Regions from separate parts of the Homo sapiens genome. Here region 2 is linked to region 1. Evidence: read pairs that join two places in POLR2A ChIA-PET (ENCODE). Cell type or tissue: Caco-2. All regions are shown on one strand. Each heading gives the region's core, and the rest is flanking DNA. Links, peaks and the distances in the headings are about the cores only. Region 1 overlaps ARHGEF10L (Rho guanine nucleotide exchange factor 10 like). Region 2 overlaps ATP13A2 (ATPase cation transporting 13A2).

Region 1 (2,901 bases), core at 187-2,686:
TTGATTACCCCATGCCCACGCCTGACATATATTTAAACCTTGCAACAGCCCAGGAGAGGGTATCATTGTCCCCATGTTTACTGATGATGAAACTAAGCCACAGAGACAACATGTCACTTAACCAGCCCCACAGTCTAAGTGGCAGGGTCAGGATTCAAACTCAGATGGGGCTGAGGACAAAGCCCTCACTCATTACCATCTGCAATTCTGCCTCTCTCATAGTGATACAAGAGGACAGGAAGCTGCTGCCTGGGTGAAACAGCCCTGGGCCCATTTCCTCCCAGGCGGGGCCTGGATTCCACCTGCAGTGTCTGAGGCCCCAGTGCCAGGGTTGCCAAATAACATACAGGACACAGACTTGAATTTCAGATAAACGACGAATAATTTTGTTAGTATAAGTATGTATTTTTCTTTTTCTCTTTTCTTTTTTTTTTTTTTTTTTTTTTTGAGACAGTCTTGCTCTGTCACCCAGGCTGGAGTGCAGTGGTGTGATCTTGGCTCACTGCAACCTCCATCTCCCAGGTTCAAGCAATTCTCCTGCCTCAGCCTCTCAAGTAGCTGAGATTACAAGTGCCACACCATACCCAGCTAATTTTTGTATTTTTGTAGAGATGGGATTTCACCATGTTGGCCAGGCTGGTCCCGAACTCGTGACCTCAAGTGATCTGCCCGCCTCGGCCTCCCAAAGTGCTGGGATTACAGGCATGAGACACCATGCCTGGCTGTATTTTTCTTTTACTTTCTCTTTTTTTCACTAAATGCGGCAATGCTACCACTGTTCAACGGCCTGACCCTATGGCGCAACCCTCTCCTCCAACCTCAGTTCCTCACCCCTGATTTATAAGCTTCAGCCTGAGACCCCCGTGTGTTCACCTCTCCGGCGGATCTCAGGGAGACAGGAAAAGGATTGACCCTTGCTCAGAGCCTCCTCCGTGAGCAGAAAGTTACTTCTATTTTGTAGACAAGGAACGTGAGATAGAGGATGCGGCCCAGGCAGGGCCAGCAGCCAGCAGAGCAGACTTCCCACCCGGCGCCATGCTGCTCCAGAGCAAGGCCCTCCGCCGGCCCCCAGCGGCCCCCTTCTAAGAAAGGATGAGAGGGACAGGAAGCCCTGGGTACGGTACCTATGGCAGGCTGTGGAGGAGGGTTGGAGGAAGCCATCAGACAAGGTCCAGCTCAGACCAGCACCGTCCCAGCTACACACCTGTGGAAAGAAGACCAGAAATCGCATTAGCTGGAGTCAGGGCTGCAGTTTCAGCTACTGAGACAAGTCACTGGCTCACAACCTGTGCTTCAGCCCAGTGGCTCTCAGAGCACAGGGCAGCCCCAGAAAGGCCCCAGCCTCCAGCCTTCATAAATCATTAACCCATAGAAACATCAGCAGCTGTGCAGCCCAAATCCTTCTTCCCAGAAAACCCTGCAGCCACAGACCTTCCTGTTGCCAGTGCCAAGGGACCTGCAGGGACCTGCTGGGTGTCCGTCCTCATCCCCTCTGGCTTACAGGTGAAATCTGGCCCCAGAGTCCAGGATCATGCTCAGCCCCCAACCTTCCAGGAATCAGATCACACCTGACTGTCACAAATGGGGCTGGATACTTCCTCCTCCTGGCTGCCCAGGAAGCATGGGCTCCCTTAGGTCTGCCCACTCCTGTCAGTCCCTTCCGGTAGCCCTGCTGAAGGCCACTCTGACTCTGCCTCTTCCTGTCCTGCCCCATGGGTTGACCAGCAGGCAGGAGGTAACCTGGCCTTGGCACATGGGTGTGAGGAAAGCAATGGCTCCAGAGGCCAATGGCATAAGACAGGGACAGAATCCCAAATGCTCAGCGTGGGGGCACAGTTCCTCCTGGCCCAAGGTGGCACCGCCCTCCCCTCACAGTGGGAGCTCACATAAGCAAAAGGCTGATGCCTCCGGTGGGCTTCCTGGGCCCTGGAGCCAACCCTGCCCCCGCTCCCTACTGTCACCTTCAATTGTGCACTGGGGGCTGTCCTCCTAGACATCTTGTGGAGGAGAGAATGCACCCTGGAGGGAAAGCACCCAGCCCCCTGGTCTAATCTGCCCAGGCCACAAACCGGCTGTGTTCCTGTTTTCCTTTCCATTCCTAAAGGCTTTATTTTTATTAAACTGGCTTACTAAACAAAAATGAAATGCAGGTTAATGGCAATATTAGTAACAGTAGACATTCTTGCATTGCCAACGATACCTCAGACATAATTTTAAGCACTTTACAAATATTAACGTCTATTATTCCAAATTATAAATGAGAAAATGAGACCAAGAATGGTTAAGTAACTTGCCCAAGATCACACAGCTAGGAAGAGCCAGGGTTCGAACCCAGGCCATGGGGCTCTGGAGTCTGTGCTTAGAAGCAGCTACTACACTCTAGCACCTTTCAAGACTCAAACGATACAACAGGTAGACAATGAAAAGTTAGTCTCCGAGCCGGGCACAGTGTCTCACGCCTGTATCTCAGCACTTTGGGAGGCTGAGGTGGGCGGATCACTTCAGGTCAGGAGTTCGAGACCAGCCTGGCCAACGTGGTGAAACTCCATCTCTACTAAAAATACAAAAATTAGCTGGGCATGGTGGCACATGCCTTTAATCCCAGCTACTCAGTAGGCTGAGGCAGGAGAATCACTTGAACGTGGGAGGCGGAGGTTGCAGTGAGCCAAGACCGTGCCACCGCACTCCAGTCTGGGAAACAGAGCAAGACTCTGTCTCAAAAAATTAAAAAAAAAAAAGTTAGTCAACCTCCCACCCTGGTTGCCCTAATCCCCCAGTCCCCCAGAAGAGATGACTGTTACTGACTTCTCAAGAATCCTTCCAGAACTCTCCCATGCATGGGCCAACTTGCATATCTGCAGATATGCCTTGTTTCATACAGAAGGAGCACACAGCACTCAC
Region 2 (2,901 bases), core at 230-2,729, 580 kb after region 1:
ACCCAGCAGAAAGACCGACACACGCAAGGAAACAAGACACTACTGGCCAAGCACGGTGGCTCATGCCTGTAATCCCAGCACTTTGGGAGGCCAAAGTGGGCAGATCACTTGAGGTCAGGAGTTCGAGACCAGCCTGGCCAACATGGTGAAACCCCATCTCTACTAAAAATACAAAAATTAGCTGGGCATGGTGGTGCATGCCTATAATCCCAGCTACTCGGGAGGCTGAGGCAGGAGAATCGCTTGAACCTGGGAGGCAAAGGTTGCAGTGAGCTGAGATCAAGTGACTGCACTCCAGCCTGGGTGACAGAGTGACACTCCGTCTCAAAAAAAAAAAAAAGATACGGTAAGTAAGAACCGACGGAAAGAAGAGCCAGATAAAGGACACAGGAAGACATGAGCTTTGGGCTCTGTCAGACCAGGTGCTTACTGTTTTGTGTTTTGTTTTGTTTAGTTTTTTGAGATGGAGTCTCACTCTGTTGCTCAGGCAGGGGTGCAGTGGTGTGATCTTGCCTCACTGCAACCTCTACCTCCCAGGTTCAAGTGATTCCCCTGCCTCAGCCTCCTGAGTAGCTGAGATTACAGGCACGCGCTGCCACGCCCGGCTAATTTTTTTTATTTTTAGTAGAGATGGGTTTCACCATGTTAGCCAGGTTGATCTCGAACTTCTAACCTCAGGTGATCCACCCGCCTCGGCCTCCCAAAGTGCTGGGATTACAGGCGTGAGCCACCGCGCCCAGGCTGATGTTTATTGTTTTTAAGGAAGCAAGAGGAGAAGGTGCCTCCCCAAATGACCTTTCTCTTTTCTGTCCACAGACAGCAGCCCTCTCGTGGGCAGCACGCCCACCGGTTATGGGACCCTGACGATAGGGACATCAATAGATCCCCTCAGCTCCTCAGTTTCATCCGTGGTAAGTGGGCAGAGTGGGGTGGGGAAAAGCTGCAGGGGGTGAATGCCCAGGCCCACCCAGACACCCCAACTTCCTACTCCAGCCCCGTTCCCACCCCGACCTGGGCCCTCTCTCGCTGCGTTCGCAGAGGCTCAGCGGCTACTGTGGCAGTCCATGGAGGGTCATCGGCTATCACGTCGTGGTCTGGATGATGGCTGGGATCCCTTTGCTGCTCTTCCGTTGGAAGCCCCTGTGGGGGGTGCGGCTGCGGCTCCGGCCCTGCAACCTGGCCCACGCCGAAACACTCGTTATCGAAATAAGAGACAAAGAGGTGAGAGTCAGGCTGAGCCTGGGGCTAGAGAAGCGCAGTGAGGGTCAGGGTCGGGGGTGGAGGATGCTTGGGTGCCAACCCGGCCACTGACTTTCCATGGGACATTAGGCAGGTCCCGCTCTTCTCTGGACCTCAGCTTTCCCATCTGAGCATTGGGCAGAAGGGACGGGTCGGGTGGTTTCTGGAGGGCTCTCCATAGCCTTGATTTCTGCCTTCTCCAGCAGGGGCCGCCTGGCTGTAGGACAGGGCCTGGGAGGGGAGGGGACTCTTCTGAGACTGAGTCCATACCTCTGTGTTCCAGGATAGTTCCTGGCAGCTCTTCACTGTCCAGGTGCAGACTGAGGCCATCGGCGAGGGCAGGTGAGGCAGCCCCATTGCCCCTTCCCAGAAGCCCCTGCTACCCTGGCCTCCCCAACTTCCCCAACCCTCGGCCCCCCCATAAAGGCTGACTCTGGCGCCTCCCATCCTAGGGAGGGAAGATGGCTCTGTGAGCACAGGGAGGTGCCAGGGCAGCTCCCAGAGCTCGAGAGTAACCCTCACCTGCTTCCCCAGCCTGGAGCCGTCCCCACAGTCCCAGGCAGAGGATGGCCGGAGCCAGGCGGCAGTTGGGGCGGTACCAGAGGGTGCCTGGAAGGATACGGCCCAGCTCCACAAGAGCGAGGAGGCGGTGAGTGTCGGACAGGTGGGTTCTGAAAAAGTCCTTGCCCCTCTCTCGGCCTCGGTTTCATGATCTGTGCAATGGGAGAGTCAGACTTCATGTTCTCCCACCACCTTTTAGTTCTGTTGTCCCAAACATCCAGGATGCTGTCTGAGCACGTTTACACTTTCAGGCCTCTCCCCACCTCTCTGTCTGGTGACACCAGTCCCTGCCCCCTACCCCCATCCCTCGGCTCCCAGCATAAGCACACTGCTTCTGGGGCCGGGGCCAGCTTCCAACCCATCCTCTCCTCTCTCCCACCCAGAAGCGGGTGCTGCGGTATTACCTCTTCCAGGGCCAGCGCTATATCTGGATCGAGACCCAGCAAGCCTTCTACCAGGTCAGGTAGGAGTCAGGGCCTGTGTGGCTCATGTCACCTCCCAGAGTGGCACTGGTTTGGGCACAGACGGTGGCATGGCATGGCCTGGGCTCCCCTCTCAGCTCTGATGCTTTTGCTGTCTGAAACCTTGGGCAGGTTACTGAGCCCCTCCAGGCCTGGGATCTCTGTCTATAAATAGGGCATGAAGATAACTTCTGCCTCCTAGGATTGTTTTGATGGTGAAATAGATAATAATTTATGTAGAGCTTGGCACCGAATGTGATCTGAGGTTGTGACACCACTGTGAATCAGACTATCAGCTCTGTACTCAGACTGTCTGCTTGGGGTTTAGTCACTGCTCTGCCACCTACAAAAGGCTTAAGAAACATGAGCTCAGGCTGGGTGCGGTGGCTCACCCCTGTAATCCCAGCACTTTGGGAAGCCAAGACAGGTGGATCACGAGGTCAGGAGTTCAAGATCAGCCTGGCCAAGATGCTGAAACCCCATCTCTACTAAAAACACAAAAATTAGCTGGGCGTGATGGCATGTGCCTGTAATCCCAGCTACTTGGGAGGCTGAGGCAGGAAAATCGCTTGAACCTGGGCGGCAGAGGTTGCAGTGAGCCAACATCGCGCCACTGCACTCTAGCCTGGATGACAGAGCA

What was found. Peaks named below come from ENCODE experiments on the same cell type or tissue, not always from the same donor. Only the 100,000 strongest peaks of a DNase experiment are listed, where the experiment ranks them.
Region 2: POLR2A ChIA-PET joins it to region 1 with 5 read pairs; 2 of 35 experiments call an interaction of 5 or more read pairs at or near these places.

The regions. Positions count from the first base shown.
Region 1 is chr1:17,578,856-17,581,756 of GRCh38, reverse strand. ARHGEF10L (Rho guanine nucleotide exchange factor 10 like) reads right to left here. Exons shown (of 29, transcript NM_018125.4): 2 at 1,125-1,204. The coding sequence starts at 1,161. Among named protein-coding and RNA genes, the nearest start is that of ARHGEF10L, 41 kb to the right of the region's middle. RefSeq lists an enhancer at 1-360. In Caco-2, for the core only: no CTCF peak of the experiment used is centred there; a DNase peak (open chromatin) is centred at 1,346; H3K4me3 peaks cover 694 bases.
Region 2 is chr1:17,003,694-17,006,594 of GRCh38, reverse strand. It overlaps ATP13A2 (ATPase cation transporting 13A2), which reads left to right. Exons shown (of 29, transcript NM_022089.4): 2 at 817-911; 3 at 1,039-1,221; 4 at 1,523-1,581; 5 at 1,774-1,903; 6 at 2,184-2,263. Among named protein-coding and RNA genes, the nearest start is that of ATP13A2, 6.8 kb to the left of the region's middle. In Caco-2, for the core only: no CTCF peak of the experiment used is centred there; a DNase peak (open chromatin) is centred at 1,447.